Linked DNA regions of Mus musculus: region 1 is linked to region 2. A link is a loop called in an ENCODE intact Hi-C map of the cell type or tissue named here. Cell type or tissue: heart. All regions are shown on one strand. Links, peaks and the distances in the headings refer to the core of each region. The heading gives the core; the rest is flanking DNA. Region 1 overlaps Txlng (taxilin gamma). Region 2 overlaps Reps2 (RALBP1 associated Eps domain containing protein 2).

What was found. A loop is a pair of places that touch in the nucleus more often than their neighbours do. Peaks named below come from ENCODE experiments on the same cell type or tissue, not always from the same donor. Only the 100,000 strongest peaks of a DNase experiment are listed, where the experiment ranks them.
Region 1: a loop joins it to region 2, with 9 times the contacts of the local background. A loop is called at or near these places in 3 of 42 quality-filtered maps.

The regions. Positions count from the first base shown.
Region 1 is chrX:162,794,520-162,807,491 of GRCm38, reverse strand. It overlaps Txlng (taxilin gamma), which reads left to right. Exons shown (of 10, transcript NM_178935.5): 3 at 1-7; 4 at 9,682-9,852. Among named protein-coding and RNA genes, the nearest start is that of Txlng, 28 kb to the left of the region's middle. In heart, for the core only: a CTCF peak has its summit at 6,927 (motif pointing right); no DNase peak of the experiment used is centred there.
Region 2 is chrX:162,521,179-162,534,150 of GRCm38, reverse strand. Reps2 (RALBP1 associated Eps domain containing protein 2) reads left to right here. Exons shown (of 18, transcript NM_178256.4): 6 at 7,755-7,893; 7 at 11,166-11,229. Among named protein-coding and RNA genes, the nearest start is that of Reps2, 120 kb to the left of the region's middle. In heart, for the core only: a CTCF peak has its summit at 6,705 (motif pointing left); no DNase peak of the experiment used is centred there.

The DNA of each region.
Region 1 (12,972 bases), core at 4,097-9,096, 270 kb before region 2:
TGATCTCGTGAGTATTCAATCACAACCATGAGGGCCATAAAATATAACAATATGTTGTGTGTGCTTGATAAGCTTTTTAAAATACAATTTTGGTGTAGCTTAAAATGTAAAATACTTTATTCAAAAAAAGAGAATCTGATCTTTTAGTCTTTTGTGATTTTCATTATTTTATTTTATTCATTGCGTGAGTGGTTGATTGGTTTTTAGAGGCAAATTCTTGCTGTGTAGCCTAGGCAGGCCTAGAACTTGCTATGTAGACCATGTTAGAAGTAAATAATTCCTAGAAGTTAGCCTGCCTCTTTCTCTGCCTTTCCAGTGCTGGGATCAAAAGTATATGCCAGCACACTCAGCTGATTTTTCTAGCACATAGTGAACACCACAGTGCTAAGCTGTGGTATAGACTGTTTCCTTTCCTTTGTATTTGAAACAGGGTCCGGTTTTATTGTGGATGCAATGCAGTCTTCAGCTTCTGCCTGAGTCTTTTTTTTTTTTTTTTTTTTTTTTTGAGACAGGGTTTCTCTGTGTAGCCCTGGCTGTCCTAGAACTCAGAAATGCCTGCCTCTGCCTCCCAAGTGCTGGAATTAAAGACACGCGCCACCACTACCCAGCTCTGCCTGAGTCTTTTTTGGTTTTTTGAGACAGGGTTTCTCTGTGTAGTCCTGGCTGTCCTGGACTCACTTTGTAGACCAGGCTGGCCTCGAACTCAGAAATCCACCTGCCTCTGCCTCCCCAGTTCTGGGATTAAAGGCGTGCGCCACCACGCCCGGCCTTTTTTTTTTTTTAAAGATTTATTTGTTTTTATTTATATGAGTAACTGTCTTTAGACACACACCAGAAGAGTGCACCAGATCCCATTACAGATGGTTGTGAGTCATCATGTGGTTGCTGGGAATTGAACTAAGGACCTCTGGAAGAGCAGTCAATGCTCTTAACCGCTAATCCAACTCTCCAACCCCCCTGCCTGAGTCTTAATAGTTAAAATTAAGCTTGTGCCATTGTACCTGGCTAGCATAGATTTTTCTAAAATTCAGTGTTAGGAGTTGTTTATTTTATTTATGGAGAGAGAGGGAGAGGGAAGAAGAGAGAAAGAGAAAGAATATGTTTGCGTGCGTGTTCCCATGTGGTGTGTGCCATGTGCCTATAGTACACCTGTATGCATGAAGCTCTGGGTTCCATCCCCAGCACTGCATAAAATAATGGTTTGGTGCACGCTTGTAATCCCAGGGGCAAAAGGCAAGCTTAGCAGCAGTTCAATGTCATAGTGTCATAGGCAGTTTGAGACCAGCCAGCCTGGGATATAAGACCTTGTTTAAAAAAAAAATCTTTGAGATAGTATTTAGATTTGTTAGTAGTTAAATATTTTCCTAACTTTGGAAGAAAAGATCTATTTTTCTTTTGTTTTTGTTATTTTTGAGATAGAGTCTTATGTAGCCTTGGTTGTTGTGTCACTTACTATATGGACTAAGCTGGCCTTGGACAACTCCTTCTGTAACCCATTTGTTGAGATAGTAAGTGGTAAAGGCTCTTGACCTTCCCCCTTATGTGTGGGGGGCATGACAAAAGTTAGTGGAAGGACATTGGGTCTTTCTATCTTACTTTTTTAAAAGATTTATTTATTATGCATATAGTCTGCTTACATGTATGCCTGCTGGCCAGGAGATGGCAATGGATCCCATTACAGATGGTTGTGAGCCACCATGTGGATGCTGGGAATTGAACTCAGGACCTCTGGAAGAGCAGCCAGTGCCCTGAGCCATCCCTCCAGCTCCATCTTACTGTCTTGAAAGGGTTTTTTTTTTTTACTAAAGCTGGAACTAGTGATCCTCATAGCACACACCCCTCCCTCAAATGACACAGGGATAACAGGTATTTATGTAACTATGCCTGGCTTTTTATATGGGTACTGGGGATTTGAACTCATATACTCAAGCTTGTCCAGAAAAGCAATCTTACCCACTGAGTACCTTTGGGATGGGTTTCTTAGGCCATGAAAAGCATTATCAAAATGGACAAGTTGAGCTCAACAGTAGAATGTGTACTGATCTGGCAGAGGACATGGCTTGGAATCTCAATACAGGTCTCTCACAACCACCTGGAACTCCAGTTCTAGTATCAGGAGGTCCAAGTGCTGGGATTAAAGGCATGCACCACCACTGCCTGGCTAATTAAATAGTTTTAAAAGCATTTATACAAATCATCTACATAGCCGGTCTACAAAGTGAGTGCCAGGACAGCCAGGGCTACACAGAGAAACCCTGTCTCCAAAAACAAAAACAAAAACAAAACAGAAAACAAAAAACAAATCTAGGTATGGCAGTTCACATTTGTAATTCCAACACTTGGGGGGCTGAGGCCAGAGGATTTCTATGAGTTTGAGGTCAGTTGGGCTATACAACAAGACTTTATCTTAACAAAACAAAACAAACAACAAAAAACAGTGGGCCAGCAAGATGACTGAGTTAGGGGCTGGAGAGATGGTTACGTAGTCTCTGCTGCTCTTCCAGAGGTCCTGAGTTCAAGTCTCAGCAACCACATGGTAGCTCACAACAATCTGTAATGAGATGCAGTGCCCTCTCCTGGTGTGTCTGAAGACAGCTACAGTGTAATCATGTAAATATACAAGAAATAAATCTTAAAAAAAAAGGCTAGTTGGTAAAGGTACTGCCAAGCCTGATGACCTGGGCTGGGTGCCTAGGACTCACATGGGAGAAGGTGTGAGCTATCTCCTAACTCCACAGTCATATCACGGTACATAGACATGCAATAAGTAAGCAAAGAAATACAAATTGTGCAAATCAATATGTGCCTCCAGTAAATACCTTAAACACTGGGACCTGTTAGTGCGGGCCTATAATGCAAGCTATTGAGGAGGCCGAGGCAAGAACATTACTAGTTCGAGGGCTATATGGGCAATTTAGTGAGAGAGACCCTGCTTTAAAATAAAAAAGGGCTAGAGATATATCTCAGTGGTAATATGCTTGCCTAGCATGTGCCAGCCCCAGATTGAGTGTATACCAGGAAAATAGGGATTCAAAGTACCTTGAAAGATAACATTACAAGCCTGGGACCTTTTCAACACAGGTAGATTTAGTATCAAGAATATGTGAAGGGGGCTAGACATGGTTTAGTGGTTAAGAGTGCCTAGCTACTTGTCCAAAAGACTCAGGATTAGAGTCCCAGCACCCACATGGCAGCTAACAACCTACTATAATTCCAGTTCCAGGGGATCTGATACCCTCTCTGGCCTTTGGACTAGGAAAGTACCATAAATGTGGTACACATGCAGGCAAGATGCCCACACACATAACATTTTTAAAAGATACCCATGAAAGAACACCTAGGACTGGGGATGTATATATATCTCAGTCAGAGCATTTGTCTTATATGTATATACAAGGTCTTAGATTCAATTCCTAGCACAAGAGAATAATAATAATATGGAAAAATAAAATAATATCTACAAATATGAAAGGAACAACCAACCAGTGGAAAACAGGGCAGAAGATAGGAAAGAGGCATTCCATAGAAGTAGAAAACCAGAGATAACTTGCCCTAACGACCCATAAAGATAGATAGAGAGAGGTATTAACTTCATGTAGTGGTCAGAAAAGAAGATCACAATGAGATGTCATTTTCCATCCCTCTCTCTTAAAGACTGGCTTTCACTCTGTAGCCCTGGCTGTCCTGGAATTCAGCAAGGATCACCAGTGTTTGCCACTGCCTCCTGAGTGCTGGGAGTAAAGGATTGGACCATCATGCCTGGTCCTTTGTTGTTGTTGTTTTGTTTGTTTTTGAGACAGTGTTTCTCTATGTAGCCCTGGCTTTCCTGGAAAGTTTCTCTATGTAGATCGTGGCTGTGTAGATCAAGCTTGCCATGTACTCACGGACTTGCACTTACTTACCTTTGCCTCCTGAGTACTGGGATTAAAGGCTTACACCATCACCACCAGGCTGGCTCACAAGGTAGCACTGGTACAACTACAAAATCTTCTTGAAATTTTATTTATTTAAATATAGGAATGCTCTGTCTGCATATACACCTACATGCCAGAAGAGGGTATCAGATACTTTATAGATGGTCATGAGCCACTTTGTAGTTGCTGGGAATTGAACTCAGGACCTCTAGAAGAGTAGCCAGTGTTCTTAACCACTGACTCACCTAACGAACCCACATGCCTGGTCCATTTTATATCTTTTATGTGGCATAAATTAAGAAATATAATCTTTGCAGGGCGTGGTGGCGCACGCCTTTCATCCCAGCACTCGGGAGGCAGAGGCAGGCGGATTTCTGAGTTCGAGGCCAGCCTGGTCTACAGAGTGAGTTCCAGGACAGCTGGGGCTACACAGAGAAACCCTGTCTTGAAAAGCCAAAAAAAAAAAAAATCTTCATATACTTAAAAAGAGTAGATTTGCATGGTCTCTTGTCTTTATTTCCCACTTTTTTTTTTTATTTTCAGTGTTGGTTTTTTTCGAGATAAGGTTTCTCTGTATTTCCCACTTTTTAAAGAAATTACTGTTAATTACATATGTATCTGTGAGTCTTTGCGCATTCATATTCAGAAGCCAGAAGGAGGGTTCAGATCCTCTGGAGCTGGAATTATAGGCAGTTTTAAGCTTCTCTACATGGGTGTTGGGAACAGAACTTGTGTACAGTGCTGTTGGGTATACAGATTTGCCAGCAACTCTGGAAAAAGTTTAGTAATATCATATGAATTGAACATCTAGAAGCCAGTACCTTGGAGAATTTCATTTATGTGTATACCAGGAAAATACACGTATTATGTACCCTGTGGGCTAAATCCAACTAAAACCTGTTTTTTTCTGAACTGCCCACAAGTAATAGTGGGTTTCTCTCTCTCTTTTTATTTTTTAAAATTTTAAAAAATATTTACTTATATGAGAACTCTGTAGCTGTCTTCAGACACACCAGAAGAGAGCATCAGATTTTATTCCAGATGGTTGTGAGCTACCACGTGGTTGCCGGAATTTGAACTCAGAACCTCTGGAAGAGCAGCCAGTGCTCTCAACCACTGAGCCATCTTTCTAGCCCTGGGTTTCTTTTTTGTTTTTTCTTTCTTTTGGGGGGATGGGGGGGGGGAGTTGGTTACAAGACAGTTTGGTTTCTCTGTGTAGCCCTGGCTATCCTGGAACTCATTTTATAGGCCAGATTGCCCTCAAATTCAGTCCTCTGTCGTCTTCTGCCTTCTGAGTCCTGGGTCTAAAGGCTTGCACCACCACACCTAGTTAAGAGTGGGTTTTTTTTAATGCATTCCAAAAATACACAATGGCTGGTGTGGCAGCATATACCTTTAATCCCAGCACTTGGCAGGCAGGTGGGTCTCTGAGTTTGAGGTCAGCCTGGGCTACATACTAAGACTCTGCTCAAAACAAAACAACAAAAAAACCAACAAAAACATGGCAAGCTTTGAAAATGGGGGGGTAACGGGGGCTCGTGAGATGGCTCAGTGGTTAAGAGTGCAGACTGCTCTTCCAAAGGTCCTGAGTTCAAATCCCAGCAACCACATGGTGGCTCACAACCATCCATAACGAAATCTGATGCTCTCTTCTGGAGTGTCTGAAGACAGCTACAGTGCACTTACATAAGATAGATAGATAGATAGATAGATAGATAGATAGATAGATAGATAGATAGATAGAAAATGGGGGGTATCTTGTCATTGGCACTCAGTAATTCTGATACTTTCCAAAACCTATACATAAACCTATACATATTTGACCAGACATGGAGCATGTCTTTTGTACTATGGTGAGTGCAAGAAGCAATCAGAGATTTCCACAGAGGAAGAATACAGGCTGATGTGTGGGATGCACTTCTGATTCATTTGTCAGTGTCTCTGCTAGACATGAAGCTAACTAGCCGCTAGAATCTCGGTTACTATGACATTGCCATGAATACTGCCAACGTAGATGTGGGTTCCATCTGAGATGTGCTGTACTACATGTACAGTGTGTTATATGTGGAGCTGGTCCTGAAGAACCCTCTGTGCTGGGACTAACTCTGAGCTCTTTTGTTCCTGGCTAGCTTCTTTTGTCTGTTCTTTCCCCCTTCTCAGTTGGAGCCAGTTGAAACAACTAAATCTCTCCCAGAAGAATCTCTGTCTACCTGGGCCCTTCTTGGCTTGTGGCATTATACCTACCTGCCTGCCTCCCCAAATTTTCAACCTGAAGGTCCCCACTTCTTACCTTCAAATTGTTAAAATGAAGTCCATAGGAGCCTTTTTCCAGTTTTATCTCCATGTGACTCTGAGAGAAGCATAGAATAACCTTTTTATATGACAAAGCCTGTGGCCCACAGTGTCCCAAATAAAACCTCAACAATATTGATGAGTTGTAGCAATATAATCTAGAATCTGACATCCTGGAGTCACAATGTAGCTACTTAATTAATGTAGTGTAAATTATGGAAATTATTAAAGTAATACCAATTCCTTGGTTGTACTAGTCCATCCTAAAGTCACAACAATGAAAAACAAAAGGGTGTTTGCTTTTTAAGAATTTTAGGACTATACAGATGAAATAACATAAAAGGGGCAGCAAAGGATTAGTGAGCACAGGATTGTGGGAACCCTGGAGCAGGGATAGTTGCAGTAGTTCAGTCTGACTTCAGCTTCTCAAGTTGTAGTACCATGCCTAGTCCACACTTCACATATGCCAAAGCAGCAATTCTTCCCATAGGAATTCGAATTCCTACAAGTAGTGCCTGTAAATAGTTTGGAAAGTTTTTGTTTGGTTGGTTTGGTCTTTTACAGACAGCCTTATTTATCCAAGGTCACTCTGGAACTCATTGTCAGGTATGACCTTGACCCCCTGATCTTGCCTTTATGACCTTCCCAAGTATTGGGATTGCAGACTTGACCTACCATATCCTGCAGTGATACTTTTGGTGGGTTTTGATGGGCCACAAGGTGGCACTCTTGCTCTTTGTGACTCCACATCAATGTCTTCAGTAAAAGCTGTTCAGAAAGGTTAGGAAGGTAGCCATCTTATCTGTTAGTATAGATGTTACCTTGAAAGGGATTCATTTGCTTCTAACCTAAAATTGCAGGATTCCTGAGTCCTAGTTAGTTAAAAAAAAAGTTCTATATTTAGTTCAGTGGTCTGTGAGTATTTTTAGAAAAATAAAGTTGAGTATTAATTTCTAAATAACATACACATTAATTCCAGCTTTTATATGTATGTATGTGTGTGTTTGTGTGTGTGAGAGTGCTGACACTTGAGTGCCACAGTGTGCGTGTGGATGTCAGAGGACAGGGTACAACTTTTCAGAGTGAGTTCTGGGGATTTGAACTCAAGCCATAAGGTTTGTATGGCAAGCTTCCCCATAAGCCATCTGATCTTGTTAACACAACATCAGCTTCTTTTATAATAAAAATAAAGACAAAAGCACAGTAATCCCATTTTTTTTAGATTTATTTATTTATTATATGTAAGTACACTGTAGCTGTCTTGAGGGAGTCAGATCTCATTACGGATGGTTGTGAGCCACCATGTGGTTGCTGGGACTTGAACTCGAGACCTTTGGAAGAGCAGTCGGGTGCTCTTACCCACTGAGCCATCTCACCAGCCCGGTAATCCCATTTTTTAATTACAGTGTTTTTATTTTATGTATGTGGGTATTTTGTCTACAAGTATTCCTGTGTACCATATGTGTGCTGGTGTTCGGAGACCAGAAGAGGGTGTTGGACTCCCTGGAAGTAGATAGAGTTACAGACTGTTGTAAGCTGCTTCTACATGCTAGAAATTGAACCAGGGAGTTACAGAAGATTATGAGAATCATGTGGATGCCAAGAATTGCACCCAGGTCCCCTAGAGGAATAGCCAGTGATCTTAATGACTGAGCCTTCTCTTTAGTCCCAGTAATCCTGTATTTTATGTTTGGGTTTCAGCAACTTGTTTTTTTTTTTTTTTTTTGGTTTTTCAAGACAGGGTTTCTCTGTATAGCCCTGGCTGTCCTGGAGCTCACTTTGTAGACCAGGCTGGCCTCCAACTCAGAAATCCGCCTGCCTCTGCCTCCCGAGTGCTGGGATTAAAGGCGTTTTTTTTTTTTAAAGATTTATTTATTTTATGTATACAAGTACACTATAGCTGTCTTCAGACACACCAGAGGAGGGCATCAGATTCCACTACAGATGGTTGTGGACCACCATGTGATTGTGTGGTTGCTGAGAATTGAACTCAGGACCTCTAGAAGAGCAGTCGGTGCTCTTAACCTCTGAGCCATCTCTCCAGCCCTTCAGCAGCTCTTAATAGCTAGGAAGTAGTCTATAGACAGCTAACTAACAAACAGAAATTCAAGAGATATTGGCCTTACCAGTTCTGGCCAGGATAGGGGTTAGCACATTTTGCAAAGGGTTAAACTCAAAAGATGAAACTCTGACAGAAGAAATGGATTACAGACAGGCATGGTGGCGCATGCCTTTAGTTCCAGCATTTGGGAGGCAGAGGCAGGCGGATTTCTGAGTTTGAGGCCAGCCTGGTCTACAAAGTGAGTTCCAGGACAGCCAGGGCTATACAGAAAAACCCTGTCTTGAAAAAAACAAAAAAAAAAAGAAAAGAAATAGATTACAACTGGAAAATGAAAAGCCTAAATTGCCCATGAATCACTGACTTGAAATCAGGAATAGCTATAATTAATCTCTGAAGTCAGGCAAAGGTGACAAATCAAGGTCCCCAGGTCAATGTGGAAGGTTTCAAGATTCTAATCTCCATCTCACTCTGTACTCTTGGGCAACTTGTGGCCTGATAATAGTTGTACAAAATTTGGATATTAAAGTCGAATGTGAATAATTAAAAGTTGTTCTGAAGATGTATATCTTGGGGGCTGAAGAAAGATTAAGGTCTTGTCTTCCTTCCACACTAAATTGCTTACTTCCTTTACAACTAGAACAGGGAGGAGGTCAGTGGTTTCAATAGCATGAAACAGTTGGAATACAGTTATACAGTGCAGTATTGGGCTCTCCCTGCCGCCCTGTAGTCATGCTAAGGATGGGATCCTCACCCCAAGTGTTACTTGTGGGAGGCAAGTATTCTACCACTGGGTTGGGGTGATGTGCATATAAATGCATTATCTAAAGAGGCTAGAAGAGGGCATCAGATCTCCTAGAGCTGCAGTTACAGACTTCTCCTGGGATCTGAACTCTGGTTCTCTGCTTAAGCCTGCTCTCTAGCTTAGTAGTTGGCTTGTTTTGTTTTGTATGTAAAGATAGGGGCTAATATTATAACCCAGGCAGGCCATCGTACTCATATAGCTCTAGACTGACCTTGAAATAGTGACAATCCTCCTGCTGTAGCCTCCTGAGTGCTGTGATTACAGTCTGATGCCATGCCATCTGAATGTTCATCCTGATTGAATGAAATGTTCCTGATGCTCACATTTTTACAGGTCCCTCTCTCTGGGTGATGAGCCAGTTATTTTTTTTAAGACTTGTGTGTGGGTGTGTGAGAGGTGGGGGGGGGCAGGTATTGAATCCTTTGTAATTCCACCCGAAGGTTGAGGGGAGGATTGAGGATTGTAGGCCAACCAGGCTACATGGCAAGACTCTGTCTTAAAAAAAGAAAAGAAAATCACATAGTGGTAACTGAGTGTTCTAGCCTTCACTGAGGGAATGAGGGCTTTCACTATGCTTTCTGAATGTAAAAAAAAGTACTTGTTCATTTTAGCTGGAAGAAAGCAGGAATGTTCAGAAACAAATGAAGATTCTGCAGAAGAAGCAAGCCCAGATTGTGAAAGAGAAAGTTCACCTTCAGAGTGAACACAGCAAGGCCATCTTGGCAAGAAGCAAACTGGAATCTCTTTGCAGGGAACTTCAGCGTCATAATAAGACCTTAAAGGTTAGTTGATTTGTTGTTTTGAAGTGATGTCACAAAAGGTTATCTTATGTCTGTTTGAAATCTGTGCCTTCGCAGGCAGTGGTGGTGCATGGCTTCAATCCCAGCACTTGGGAGGCAGAGGCAGGTGGATCTCTGAGTTCCAGGACAGCCAGGACTATACATAGAAACCCTGTCTCAGAAAAATTCTAAAAAAGAAAAGAAAAGAAAAGAAAAGAAAAGAAAAGAAAAGACGGAAGGGAGAAAGAAAGACAGACAGACAGACAGACAGAAAGAAAGAAAGAAAGAAAGGTAGATAGATGCGCCTATCTACACAGCAGCTATGACCGTGTTTTTGTTTTCCTTAGACTGATTTTGTAAATGACTGATAGAACACTCTTTTAAATTTGGGTTTCCTGTTCAAAAAAGGGATTCCCTCATTCATATTTGGTCACATGGAGTAAACAAGGAACTCCCAGGTAACTGTCTATTTTTTTTTCCATTTTTTATTAGGTATTTAGCTCATTTACATTTCCAATGCTATACCAAAAGTCCCCCATACCCACCCACCCACTCCCCTACCCACCCACTCCCCCTTTTTGGCCCTGGCGTTCCCCTGTACTGGGGCATATAAAGTTTGCAAGTCCAATGGGCCTCTCTTTCCAGTGATGGCCGACTAGGCCATCTTTTGACACATATGCAGCTAGAGTCAAGAGCTCCGGGATACTGGTTAGTTCATAATGTTGTTCCACCTATAGGGTTGCAGATCCCTTTAGCTCCTTGGGTACTTTCTCTAGCTCCTCCATTGGGAGCCCTGTGATCCATCCATTAGCTGACTGTGAGCATCCACTTCTGTGTTTGCTAGGCCCCGGCCTAGTCTCACAAGAGAGAGCTATATCTGGGTCCTTTCAGCAAAATCTTGCTAGTGTATGCAATGGTGTCAGCGTTTGGAAGCTGATTATGGGATGGATCCCTGGATATGGCAGTCTCTACATGGTTCATCCTTTCATCTCAGCTCCAAACTTTGTCTCTGTAACTCCTTCCAAGGGTGTTTTGTTCCCAATTCTAAGGAGGGGCATAGTATCCACACTTCAGTCTTCATTTTTCTTGAGTTTCATGTGTATAGGAAATTGTACTTTATATCTTGGGTGTCCTAGGTTTTGGGCTAATATCCACTTATCAGTGAGTACATATTGTATGAGTTCCTTTGTGAATGTGTTACCTCACTCAGGATGATGCCCTCCAGGTCCATCCATTTGCCTAGGAATTTCATAAATTCATTCTTTTTAATAGCTGAGTAGTACTCCATTGTGTAGATGTACCACATTTTCTGTATCCATTCCTCTGTTGAGGGGCATCTGGGTTCTTTCCAGCTTCTGGCTATTATAAATAAGGCTGCTATGAACATAGTGGAGCATGTGTCCTTCTTACCAGTTGGGGCATCTTCTGGATATATGCCCAGGAGAGGTATTGCTGGATCCTCTGGTAGTACTATGTCCAATTTTCTGAGGAACCGCCAGACTGATTTCCAGAGTGGTTGTACAAGCCTGCAATCCCACCAACAATGGAGGAGTGTTCCTCTTTCTCCACATCCACGCCAGCATCTGCTGTCACCTGAATTTTTGATCTTAGCCATTCTGACTGGTGTGAGATGGAATCTCAGGGTTGTTTTGATTTGCATTTCCCTGATGATTAAGGATGCTGAACATTTTTTCAGGTGCTTCTCTGCCATTCGTTATTCCTCAGGTGAGAATTCTTTGTTCAGTTCTGAGCCCCCTGTCTATTTTTTTTATTAGGTATTTTCTTCATTTACATTTCCAATGCTATCCCAAAAGTCCTCCATGCTTTTCCCCCCACCCACCCACTCCCACTTCTTGGCCCTGGCATTCCCCTGTACTGGGGCATATAAAGTTTGCAAGACCAAGGGGCATCTCTTCCCAATGATTGCCATCTAGGCCATCTTCTGATACATATGCAGCTAGAGACACGAGCTCTGGGGCTACTGGTAAGTTCATATTGTTGTTCCACCTATAAGGTTGTATACCCCTTCAGCTCCTTGGGTACTTTCTCTAGCTCCTCCATAGGGGGCCCTGTGATCCATCCAATAGCTGACTGTGAGCATCCACTTCTGTGTTTGTTAGGCCCCAGCATAGCCTCACAAGAGACAGCTATATCTGGGTCCTTTCAGCAAAATCTTGCTAGTGTATGCAATGGTGTCAGCATTTGGAGGCTGATTATGGGATGGATCCCTGGGTATTGCAGTCTCTAGATGGTCCATCCTTTTGACACAGCTCCAAACTTTGTCTCTGTAACTCCTTCCATGGGTGTTTTGTTCCCAATTCTAACAAGGGGCAAAGTGTCCGCACTTTGGTCTTCGTTCTTCTTAAGTTTCATGTGTTTCACAAATTGTATCTTATATCTTGTGTATCCTAAGTTTCTGGGCTAATATCCACTTATCAGTGAGTACATGTTGTGTGAGTTCCTTTGTGATTGGGTTACCTCACTCAGGATGATGCCCTCTAGGTCCATCCATTTGCCTAGGAATTTCATAAATTCATTGTTTTTTTAGCTGAGTAGTACTCCATTGTGTAAATGTACCACATTTTCTGTATCCATTCCTCTGTTGAGGAACATCTGGTATGAGGTTGAATCTCAGGGTTGTTTTGATTTGCATTTCCCTGATGATTAAGGATGCTGAACATTTTTTAGGGTGCTTCTCAGACATTCGGTATTCCTCAGGTGAGAATTCTTTGTTTAGCTCTGAGCCCCATTTTTTAATGGGGTTATTTGATTTTCTGGAGTCCACCTTCTTGAGTTCTTTATATATATTGGATATTAGTCCCCTATCTGATTTAGGATAGGTAAAGATCCTTTCCCAATCTGTTGGTGGTCTTTTTGTCTTATTGACGGTGTCTTTTGCCTTGCAGAAACTTTGGAGTTTCATTAGGTCCCATTTGTCAATTCTCGATCTTACAGCACAAGCCATTGCTGTTCTGTTCAGAAATTTTCCCCCTGTGCCCATATCTTCAAGGCTTTTCCCCACTTTCTCCGCTATAAGTTTCAGTGTCTCTGGTTTTATGTGAAGTTCCTTGATCCACTTAGATTTGACCTTAGTACAAGGAGATAGGAATGGATTGATTCACA
Region 2 (12,972 bases), core at 4,754-9,753:
CTTCTTTCACCCTGTAACTTGGATTTGAATCAGGTTTCCATGGGTGTATTTGTTTAGTGGGTCCGTTGTCCCACCTGGAATTCTATCACCAAGTATTAGGGCATTGCTGTTCTTTTACTACGAAGCCTGTGCAGCCCAGGGAGCTATGCTAAGCAGGGATAACATGTATTTTGACTGAGCCAGTCTGCTCCACATCACATAGAGAACAGACACACTGGAACTAAAGGCTGGTGTGACTAGAGCCTGGAGTGGGAGGGAGATGAGACTGGAGATCAGTATAGGACTTGATGGGCCTTGGGATTGCCTTTTTGGTGTGGGAAGCAGGTAGCTTGGAAATTAAGTTGTTAATAAGGGCCCCTCCACATTTGAATGCCAGTTTGCATGCTTCTGGCACCTGAACTCTATTCGTACTTTGAGTCTGTAGCCTAAATCTCAGAAGTATTTCTTGGTTTTAGCCTGAGTTCTTGGAGCATCTGGTTCCCGTCTGGCCTCAGGCTCTCTTGAGTGTGAAAGGGAGAACATCCTGGCAATGTCAGGCAAGGCAGCCTACCTGACCTACAGGGATGGGGACAGAACATTGTTACAGTGTGTTTGAAAGTCTGTGGCCTTAACAGAGTCTCATCTTACTGCTGATTTCTTATTTTCTCCTGGCATTGAGGAAAAAAACCTGAAAATTGTAAAGGGCATCTTTCTGTCCAGAGAAGTAGACCTTGGCTTCTTATGTAAGAATTGGAGAGGTTACTAAGAAGTATTTCTTATGTCCATCAAAATAGCATCTGTGTTTCATATGAAAATAACAATAAATAAACTGATTGACTATATGCATGGTAACCTATCTTCCAGATTCTTTGAACATGTGAAAACATGCCAGATGCTGCTCACATACAAAAATTATGTGCTTAAAAAAGAGGTTTTCTGAATAATCTAATGGTCTACCAGCTGTAATTTGAAACTAAATCAGATGATGGGGGAGGGTGTAAATCTAATATAATCATTCACATCTCAAACTCAGATCCTTGATCTACCACACTTTCTGAAAAGAAAACAATTCCTTATTGTAGGATGGGTGGGTAGGCAGAAAGAGATAACCACAGAGCTCAATGACAAAGAGTTCGTGTTCTGTCTCTTATTTCTAGGCCTGTGGTTTTGGTAAACTACTTCATTTACCTAATCCCCAGTTTCCTGTTCTCCAAATTGGAAATAATGGGTCCTACTTTGTAGCATTATTACAAGGATGAGAATTGATACATTAGTTACTTATACTGTCTACCATTTAGCAGAGTGGTAAATACACATTACCAAACATTCACTTATGTTTGTGGGGATAGCTTTCTTTTGTTTGAGAATTTCATATATGCACATAATGTATTTTGATAAAATCTACATCAGTAGGCATATCTTGCCAGACTAGTCATTGCTGTGAACTTTACATTGTCTTTAGAGCTAGCAACTGCATACTGTACAGTAGGGTCAGAAAGATTTCTGCAGTTTAACATTAACCTAAGATGGTGAAATTTGAGCCCTAAATTACTTTTGAAAATAATGGCAAAAAGTAGTTTTTGTACTGTTTCTGCTAAGGCTACAAAGGAACTTTAGTCTAAAATCTCTCTCCCTTCATTGGTGGAATGGCTAAACTCTTAAGTCAGCAGCATGTATAGGAGACCTCCAGAGTAGTCTTATTTTGTAAGCAGAAATGTTCTATGGATAAAACAGGATATACACACCCTTTTAACATTCTACCAGACAATATTTCTTTGTAATTCATATTGTTCACCTTTTTGTGATTTTTTTTAAAGGTACTTTGAGGGTAAATTTCATTTTGGGGTATTTTATGAATAGTATTATTTTTAATAAGTCTTTTGATGGCTCTTTCATTACAAACAGCATGTTTTCCCTGGAGACAATAACTTGAAGCACCAAATATTTGCATTTCATTTGAAACAAAATCAAGGAATTGAATGTTTTGAATATAAGCAAATATAATTCTCCTGGGTCTGGAGAAACCGTATAATGTGCCATATGTTTGTAGATTGTGTAGACAGATGTGGAAGAATGTTCCTTCTCCTCAGGTTTTTTGTTTTTCTTTTTGAACACAGAGTTTCATGTAGCTCAGGCCAACCTCTAACTCACTATGCAGCCAAGGCTTGTTTTAAACTCCTGGTCCATTTGGATCTACCTCTAGATCCAAAATGTACCATCACCCTGGTTTTTCTTTCTTTTTTTCTTGTCTTTTTTTCCTTCAAACTACTGGCAAAACTCAAAATTGGCATCAAGTAGCAAATATCTCTGCCCAGCCAACAAAACCAGTGGAGCTGGGGTTGAACAGGCAGGCTCATTAGGATGTACTTGAAGGAAGAGCCTTTCCTGGTTCTGGCTTCTGCTTGAGTAGCTGAGTCTCCATAAAATGCTTACTCCTATTTCTCAGTGCCCTTGGTCTCTGCTAATTTCTTATAGGTGACTGAACTTTCAAGTCTTTATTCATGACAGAATGTTACTTGTTTCAAGTTACTTTATTCATAACTTTGACTGATTTGGGGGTTACCTCAGAGGTGGTGGTTCCATGTATTTGGGTCCTGCAGTAAGATGGTCCTTAGATACTGACGAAGAGGCTCTGAATTACAATTTCAGTTCTGGAGCGGGTCTTCTGTGCTGATGGCTGTGTGAGGGTTTTGTTCTCTTTCATTTCTCTCCAAACTCTTCTTACCTGTAAGCCACATTTGTCTCTGGCTTCAGTTGCTCAAATGGTTGTAACTGTTCTTCCTTGTCTTCACATTTCAGTGAGGTGATCCCTCTGTGACTTGGAGTCTGAATATTTTATCATCCCGTTGAATATTATCTGGGGTTCCTACCCTCTTCTAGATATACTTTGTTAACTATGAGCTCTGCTTTTCACCTGGGCCAGACTGAGGCAACTCCACCCAGGTCTGTGCTGCACTGGAAGTGTTTATGTGACCCAAAATGGGCTGCTTCTAGGAGTTGGCCACTTCCTCTTTTTTTTTTTTTTTTTTTTTTTTTTTTTTTTTTTTTTTTGGAGACACTGTATTACTGTGTAGAACTTGAATTCTCTATGTAGCCTAGCTTGGCCTTGAACTCATGATCCCCTACGTCAGCCTCCTGGATGCATGGATTATAGGCATGCACCCTACTCCTTTCTCTATATCGGTTCTGTCCTAATCTCACAGACTCTTCTTGCTGCTTCATAGCTTAAGTTGCACCTGGCCCTTGTTCTGACTCATGGCCTGGCTGTGTATCTATTCAGGTTTTGCTTTCTCTGTTTGTTGATTTGTATTTGTATTATTCATATCTTTAATCTGACAAAGGTTGTTCTTCTAAGAACATGCATCTTCTTTTTTTTTTATTTAAAACTACTTCTTTTCTTTTTAAAGGTATTTTCTTCATTTACATTTCAAATGCTATCCCAGAAGTCCCCCATACTCTCCCCCCTACTCCCGTAACCACCCACTCCCACTTCTTGGCCCTAGCATTCCCCTGTACTGAGGCATATAAAGTTTGCAAGACCAATGGGCCTCTCTTTCCAATGATGGCCGACTAGGCCATCTTCTGATACATATGCAGCTAGAGACACGAGCTCTGGTGGGTACTGGTTAGTTCATATTGTTGTTCCACCTATAGGGTTGCAGACTCCTTTAGCTCCTTAGGTACTTTCTCTAGCTCCTCCATTGGGGGCCCTATGATCCATCCAATAGCTGACTGTGAGCCTCCACTTCTGTGTTTGCTAGGCCCCGGCATAACCTCACAAGAGAGAGACAGCTCTATCTGGGTCCTTTCAGCAAAATCTTGCTAGTGTATGCAATGGTGTCAGCGTTGGGAGGCTGATTATGGGATGGATCCCCGGGTATGGCAGTCTCTAGATGGTCCATCCTCAATGCCTGTCTTAGTCAGGGTTTCTATTCCTGCACAAACATCATGACCAAGAAGCAAGTTGGAGAGGAAAGGGTTTATTCAGCTTACAATTCCATACTGCTGTTTATCACCAACGAAGTCAGGACTGGAACTCAAACAGGTTAGGAAGCAGGAGCTGATGCAGAGGACATGGAGGGATAGTCTTTACTGGCTTGCTTCCCCTGGCTTGCTCAGCCTGATCTCTTATAGAACCCAAGACTACCAGCCCAGAGATGGTCCCACCCACAAGGGGCCTTTTCCCCTTGATCACTAATTGAGAAAATGCCTTAGAGTTGGATCTCATGGAGGCATTTCCTCAACTGAAACTCCTTTTTCTGTGATAACTGCAGCTGTGTCAAGTTGACACAAAACTAGCCAGTACAATTGACCCCTTGTCAACTTGACACACAAACACATCACTAGTAAGCCTCAACCCTTAATTTCTTATTCATCCCCAAGATCTAAATAACTTTAAAAGTCCCACAGTCTTTACACATTAAAAGTCAATCCCTTTAAAATGTCCAGTATCTTTTAAAATCCAAAGTCTTTTTTACAATTAAAAGTCTCTTAACTGTGGGATCCACTAAAATATTTTCTTCCTTCAAGAGGGAAAAATATCAGGGCACAGTCACAATCAAAAGCAAAAATTAAACTCCAACTGTCCAATGTCTGGGATCCAACTCACGATCTTCTGGGCTCCTCCAAGGGCTTGGGTCACTTCTCCAGTCCTGTCCTTTATAGCACACGGCTTGTCTTCTAGACTCCAGCTGCCTGTACTGCACTGCTGCTGCTGTTCTTGGTGGTCATCTCATGGTACTGGCATCTCCAAAATGCTGCATGACCCCCTTCAGTCCTGGGCCATCAACTTCAACTGAGGCTGTACCTTCACCAATGGCCTTCCATGGCCTCTCACAGTGCCGAGCCTCAGCTGCTCTGCATGCCTTCAAATCCAGTACCACCTGGGTGACTCTTACACATTACGAAGTCCCACTGCAGCACAAGGTACAACCTTGGCTATCTCTGGAATACAGCCTCTGTGCTCTCAGAAAACACTTCCCAGAAGATGTCACCTCAATGATGCTGGTCTCTTCTTAATCACCGCTAATTTCTTAGCTATAGCTAATCAGCATCAATAGTCCCAGTAATCCTAAGATTTTGCTTTAGTAGTTCTGGTATCTTGTTAATCACAGCTGATTCTTCAGCCCCCGCTAACCAGAACTACAGAATCTTCACAATCAAAACAGCAATGGCCCTGAAAAGAGTCTTTAATCTTCCCTCTGAAATTTCACAAGCCAGGCCTCCATCTTCTGCACTGTTCTCAACATTATCATAAGCTCCTACACAACATCTGACAGAGTTCTTAACAACAAATGGATCTTCAAGCCCAAAGTTCCAAAGTCCTTCCACAGTCCTCCTCAACACATGGTCAGGTTGTCACAGGAATACCCCACTATGCTGGTACCAATTTGTCTTAGTCAGGGTTTCTATTCCTGCACAAACATCATGACCAAGAAGCAAGTTGGAGAGGAAAGGGTTTATTCAGCTTACAATTCCATACTGCTGTTTATCACCAACGAAGTCAGGACTGGAACTCAAACAGGTTAGGAAGCAGGAGCTGATGCAGAGGCCATGGAGGGATAGTCTTTACTGGCTTGCTTCCCCTGGCTTGCTCAGCCTGCTCTCTTATAGAACCCAAGACTACCAGCTCAGAGATGGTCCCACCCACAAGGGGCCTTTTCCCCTTGATCACTAATTGAGAAAATGCCTTATAGTTGGATCTCATGGAGGCATTTTCCCAACTGAAGCTCCTTTTTCTGTGATAACTGCAGCTGTGTCAAGTTGACACAAAACTAGCCAGTACAAATGCCAAAGCATCTCAGAGGCCAGTGTGTTATGAGCCCAATTACTGTTGTTTCCGTGTAGCCAGATGATAGCAGGTATGAGTCATGTCATTCATCCACACAGCCACACTTAGCTGCTGCTTACCTTTGTAACAGACTGTGTTGGGGCAGGAAGTGACCTCAGTTATGTGTGTAGGCATGGATGTACATATGGTAGAAATATGGAAAGGGCACTTTGGAGCAGAAGGATGTAAGAAGGGGAAGGATTTCATCAGGCTGGCACCAGAAGAAGAGTTTCCTGGGAAGAAGACCTGAGTTTGGTCTGTAAGACGTGAGCACTTGGGGAATTACAAACCTACCAAGTCAGCAAAGAGTAGCATGGACTGCAAGAGTCCTGATGGCCAGGTAGAATAGACCAAGACCTATTAAAAAGTGACTCACGCTACTCAGGCATGAAGTAATATAAATAGGAAAGAAAGTAGCTGCAAGATTAATAGATTTTTTTTCTCAAATTTCTCAATTTCTCAAAATGTCTCCAATTATGAGCTTGGAGAAGGAGCAACCATGGGCTAGAATGAAGAGGGACTAGGTTGGGAGGCCTCTTTCCCAGGAGAGAAATAATGCACTCCCAGGGAGCAGGGCTTTCCATTAGTAGCAGGCGATGCAGCAGATCAACATTTAGCATGAAGACTTCTGTGCAGCGATACCTGTCTTGTCTTTACTCGTTTCCTTTTGCCTTCTTTGTGACCACCTCTTGGTTCCATGGACATGGCCCATGGTAAAAATACATGGTTTTAAGGTGGATGGGAAAGATGGAGCAAAGCCCCAGATGTTTCTCTCAGCACTTCCATTTTGTGTCTGTTCTGAAAGCCTAGACTAGCTTTTATTTGCTCCTGCATTGCGTTCTGGGCTTCTGAGCTCTTAAATCTTCAAATTTGGCATGCCTGCCTGCCCTCTAGTGGCAGGTTTGGTGCACCCCTTTGTTACCCTGCTGATGGCAGTGGTTCTCATTGCTCAGCTTTGTACTTAGTAAACAGTCCCAACTCATATATGTGAAGGGTAGATTCAGCGATACTGACTTAGGACCCAGGGACTTGGATTGGGCTTGGAAATTTTGACTCCTGAATTTATACAATGTAAATGCAACAGGAGAAGAAGAGCAACACAGTTATGATAGCTCACATCAATAATCCCAGCACTAAGGAGCAGAAATCATTAAATCTGAACCTAACTTTGGCTATATAGTGAGTTCTAGGCAATCCTGGGCTACAGTATGAGATTCAGTCTCAAAAACAAACAAACAAACAAACAAACAAACAAAGAAACAAAGAAAATATATGAAACTAAAAGATTATGCAGTTATAGTGTTGCCATATGTTCTGTGAAGCGCAGAAGAGAATCTGAGGCTAAGGAGATGGCTCAGCAAATAAAGCACTTGTTATGCAAATGTGAAGACCAAGATCAGGTCTCTAGAATCTGCTTAATGTCCACTGGGCATGGTAGCCTACCTATAATTCTAGTGCTTGGAATGTGGAGTCAGGGGTCAAGCTGGCTAACTACAGTAGACTTAACAGAGTGAAACCTTCAGTTGAGAAACTCTGTTTCAATACATAAGGTGTGATAAATTGAAGAAGACTCCTTATATCATCTTTGCCCCCCAACATGCCATACATATACATGTGAAAATTTTATTATTAACCACTTAGCCAATCTAAGAGGGTCAGATGTGATGAATAGTTGAAGAGAAGAATGGTGGCCTTAAAACCTGTCATCATTCTTTACCTGTTCAGTAATTCATGTTCCTGTTAACTTTGAAGATAGAAAAAACCATGAAGCTTGCTGTCTCCTTTATATTATAGTTTATGTTTTGGTTAAATTCTTTTTATGAGACAGTTATGTTTATTCCTTTCAGGAGAAAATTTTAAAAATACAAAATAACATTCATTGGTGTTTAAGTCTTACACCTCATCTCATGACAGGCACGTTCTGTGAGCACTTTCTTTTTTAAAGTCCTTTTCAGTGGAGAGAGAACCGCAGGAGAACAACAGTAATTACCCAGATGAGCCCTGGAGGATAACTGAAGAACAGCGGGAGTACTACGTCAATCAGTTTCGGTCCCTCCAGCCAGACCCGAGTTCCTTCATTTCAGGTGAGAGAACATGGTGTCCTGGAACGTGGGGCCCATGTGAATAACTACAGAACATCTTGAGAAATACAAAATGAATATTATAACCTTCTTTGATTCCAATTTGTATTCCTCTAAGGTACAACTTCTTATCAAATATAAGTCATGCAGAAAAAAAAATGGTAATGATGTGGGGAAAATTACACTGCTATTGCAGAAGGGTAAATGTGAATTTGGGGGAACGTAGTCTAGATCCTGCACCTTATCAGCTAAAGCACGTGGAACAGTAGATGACAGTGCCATGGGACACCTTCAATTGCTTACTCATTATATTAGAGCCAGAACAAAGACAAAGTGTAACCTGCCTTCCTGCCTGTCCTCCTTCCTTCCGGCAGAGGTCCCCTTAGGTTTTATGCTCCCAGAAGTTTAAGCTCATGCTCATTTTCTTTGGCTTAAGCCTTTCTTTCATGGTTCTTGAAATTGAGATATGAAAGGAAGACTGGCCAGCACCTTCTCAATATCAGTTCTAGATTATCTTCAGATGTCTGCATTCCTGTTGTGCCCTCATGTAACATTCAAACTGAGAGGAATTGATTTAGTTCCCATGTGCCTTCATTTTACCAGGCTGAACAAACAGTGAAATCCTAGAGTCTGGAAGAAAAAAGGATAAAACAACTTCTTACCCTTCAGATGTAAAGAATATCTGTGGGTTTGATCATTCTAAGCTAACAGTCAAGCATGGATTAAGACTAATTTTCTGTGAAATAAGGTATATAATTGATATATTCTTATATATGTAAAGGCAAACATCATTTTGGTGATTAGTAATAAATGACCTTATGGAAGGTAGAATAGTCTAGAAATAACAAAGGAGTTTTACCATCATGATTTAGAATATATGAACAGAAATCCAGATTCCATACTCTTGCTCATCTGATTCTTTTCGCAATATATGCACATATTTAGCCAAATATGGATAAATCGTTTGAGGTGTTTTGAAAATGTCTTTCAACCTTTTTATTTTTGCAGAATTTCAAGTGTAGATTCAACTTGACTTACAGCTATAAAAAATCCCCACGGACAAGTGCTGGCAGTTTTCTCTATATTCCCTCTCAGCAAGGATGATCTTGAAATACCATTGCCAGACCATTTGATTTGAAAAATATTTCAGAATATATCTTTGGGTGTCTTAGAAAAACATAACCAGAACTCACTGATACATGTGAGAAAAAAAATCACATATTCTTTAACACAATCAAGTCTTTCTTCATTGTTCAGAATTATCTGTCTCATAAAATTTTAAAAAATGTTTAGTTTGATTACAATGAAGAAGTTCATGAATGGCATTAGTTGATGTCTTTTAAAATAAATAACTTAGTTGAAATATAATTCATATACCATAAATATTACCATTTGAACTGTGCAGTCAGCAGTTTTAGTTCATTTACAGACAAGATTCATAACCTAAGTTCAGAACCTTTCTATCACCCCTCTATAATCCACCCACTTAGTAGCAGTGACTCCCTCCTCCTGTCTTCTCCACCTCGCAGACCTAGGCCACTGCTGTACATTCTTATAAACATTCTTTATATGAATATATATTCTTTATATGGATATATAAATGGAGTCTCTTTTTCTTGTGGCTTAGTGGAGGAGGTGGAGTGAAAATGAGGACTTCTCACATGGTGCACTCAAAGGAGACAGGACTCAGGCTTTCTCCTCTGCTCCTTCTTTAGCTGGTGACATCTGGGACACAGCTGAATTTGATAGCTGTCAGCTTCCCAATGCCTTCCACCTAACTTTTTTGAGACTCTATGGTACAATAGTCTCCAGTATGAAAGCCAGCATCAGCTACTGTTCTTTGAAGAGGATGGATCCAGCAGACGACAGACTGATAGGAGAAGAGAATGCCTTTATATCTTGGTTGCTATAGGATAGCTGGTAAATGAGCCAACAAGTTTTGTATGTCAGGTGTTTCACAAGGTGGTCGGTTGCATTGGTAGCCAAGAGTCATGTGATAGCATTATTGACAGAATACATTTAGGGAGAAGGCTCACTGGGTTATTGATACTTTGCTTTTGAATTTTAATAATTTATCAAAAGAAAGTTGAGTGTTGCTTTAGGATCCATTATAACCCTTTTTAAATTTTATTTTGAAGACAGTGTTTCACTATGTAACCCCTGCTGGTCTAGAACTTGCTATGTAGGTCAGGCTAGCTTCAAACTCACAGAGACCTGCCTTCCTCTGTTAGTCAAGTGCAGGGATTAAAGGTGTGCAGGCCATTCCTGGCCTGATTTTTCTGTTTGTTTATGTAGTGTTGGGGCTTTGCAGATGGCAATCAAGTATCTACCAACTAAATTCCCACCTATTCTTACTGTTTTTAAAGCCAATTAGAGCACTTCTAATTGCGCTGGGAGTCTTTTGACTTATCTTAGAACAAAATTTGGGGCTTTAATGCTCTCTTATGTTGGAAATGAGGCTTTTGAATTGTGGAACCTTTGGGAGCATGAAAGCAAGAAAAATGTCAGTGAAGGCTAGCATTTCAAGTGCAGCTGGGACAATGGGATGATTGCTGAATTTCAACTGACAAAAGTTCTGGCTACATTGTTCAAAGTGCCACCAAGAAATCTTAGAATTTTTTTTTTGAGACAGGGTTTCTCTGTGTAGCCCTGGCTGTCCTAGAACTCACTCTGTAGACCAAGCTGGCCTCAAACTCAGAGATTTGCCTGCCTCTGCCTTCCAAGTGCTGGGATTAAAGGCATGTGCCATCACTGCCGGGAAATCTCAGATTTTGTCAAAACTATTTCTCAATATTTTGGAAGGGTTAATGATACAATTTTTCTCGTTCCACTTACCATTTTTCCATGCCTCTACATTGCTTTTCCATTCTCTAAGTATAAAACTCAACATATTCTCATTTACTTAAGTAATTTTGAATGTTTTCTTAGGCATTTTTAATGAAAATGTGCAGTTTTGGTAAACACAGCAGGAGTTTATCTTATTTGTATTTGTCATGAGCATTTTGTCATTGCATCTTTTTCTTTTTACATATTCTATATCCCTTTTATTTGTACTTTTCTCATTTTTGCAACAAGAAGAACTAATCTTTGGCCCTCAGATGTGCTAGGCAAGCCACATGCTGCTTTTATGAAAGTCCTTGTAATTGTTGTTGCTTGAGGAATAAAAGTGTTTGTGGTTATGTGGTAGAGATCGTTAAAGCAAAACATGACAATTCGCTTGCACATCCAAGCTGCTTCAGACAAGTAATGCTGACTTAAATCATGGCTCTTGACAGGGTCTGTGGCCAAGAACTTCTTCACCAAATCAAAGCTCTCCATTCCAGAACTCTCTTATATCTGGTGAGTATGTTTGTTGCCAAGTGTGATCATAGACTCATCTTTTCGCTGTTTTGATTTTTTAAGATGTAATTTTTGTTTGCTTTGAGAGAGAGTTTTACTCTGTAGTCTAGAATGACCTGTAACTCACTGTCTGTGTAGCTCAGGCTAGCCTCAGACTTGCAGCAAGTGCCATGCCTCAGCCTCTCAAGTAAGTTTCGATTTTTGGTTTTGTTTTTGGTGGTGTTAAGGTTTGAACCTAGGGCCTCACACACACCAGATAAGTGTTCCCCTGCTGGGCCCCACTCCCAGTCCTGAGAAGTTTATTTTCTGGATGATTTTTAAAACTGATTGAGAGAGAATAGAACTCAGGTTTTTGTTGCTATGAAGATTAAATAAATTACCCTATGAAAATCACAATGAGCAGTATCAGACCTGCATAGGGAGCCCTACGTGTTAGCTACTAGTTTAAAAGTAATTTCTGCAGGCTAGCGAGATGGCTGCTCTTCTAGAGGGGTGGTTTTGGTTCTTCCCACCCACATAGCACTCCTGACTGCCTGTAATTCCAGCTCCGTGGGACTCAACACCCTTTCTGGCCTCCCAGGGCACTGTATTCATGTGGTGCACACAGACATGCACGTGCATCTACACATAAGAAAAGGAATTCCCTACTTTTATTTTTTTCCCATCCTGATTTCAGTCTAGGCAGTTGTGCACATGTGAGACAATCTGTCATACGTTTTATTTTCATATTTTTAACTTAGTGTGAGGCAAGGAGCCAGGGGACCTTGAAAAGCCATTCTTCATAATATTTTATAAGGTAGGGTGAACAGAAGGTCCAAGAACATTCTGGAACGAAGTTAAATTTGTCTATTCTAGAAGCCTGTGAACTTTGTAAAGTTGGCAGGTGTTTCACAGCTGGGCCCCAATTCAGCCAGTGCAGCTGCAGTGCCGGCTCTGCCTTGCTGCTGAGGCCTGCCACACTTGGAGCTCCAGGAGGACTGCGTTGCCATGGTCCAGATGGTTCTCTTTGCATGTCTGAAAATGCTCAGCACCATAAACTCCTGCCTTTGTGGATCATGCTATCGTAAATATATATTAAAACATTGGAATATTTATGTAAAGAGTTTTTCATGAGGCATTACAAAATTATGATAGAATTTAGAATTTAGAATTTAGAATCACATACCATATATTGTTGATCTTATTGAAAAACTATTCCTGGTATATCGTGCTTGCCAGTGTAGCTGGGATTTTGAGCTGGATTTACGTTTTTTGGCATATATAGTTTGTCTTTTTTTTTTTTTCAACAAGTCTTATGTTAGATTTTAAGGGTAGGAAAAAAAATGACCATTTTGAAAAGAATAGCGTCTGCTTTGGCAGAACTCCCAGCCTTAACATTACCCTGTGAGGCTTCCTGTCATTTTGTAGAGACAAATGCATGAAGGCTAAATGGCATACTCTCCATCCGGCATCTGACGCAGTTCCCAGATGCCTCACCCTGGGGAGCAGCTGTTTCAGGGCTGCTGCATTCTGAATGAGAGCAGCAGTCTCCTGGGGAATAGGAGGATGCAAATGGTCCAACGCAAAGTTATAGACCTTCCCTTAGAGATTTTTTTCCCCCAATAGCAGTATCTTTTTAGTACACTTTTACATGAGTCATTTCTACACTTGTTCTAATACAAGTCTGCTTGTGTCTGTATACCACAGAGATGTTGGTGCTTAAGGGACCTTAGTTCTTTTAGCAAATAGGCTTCTTTTGTGTTC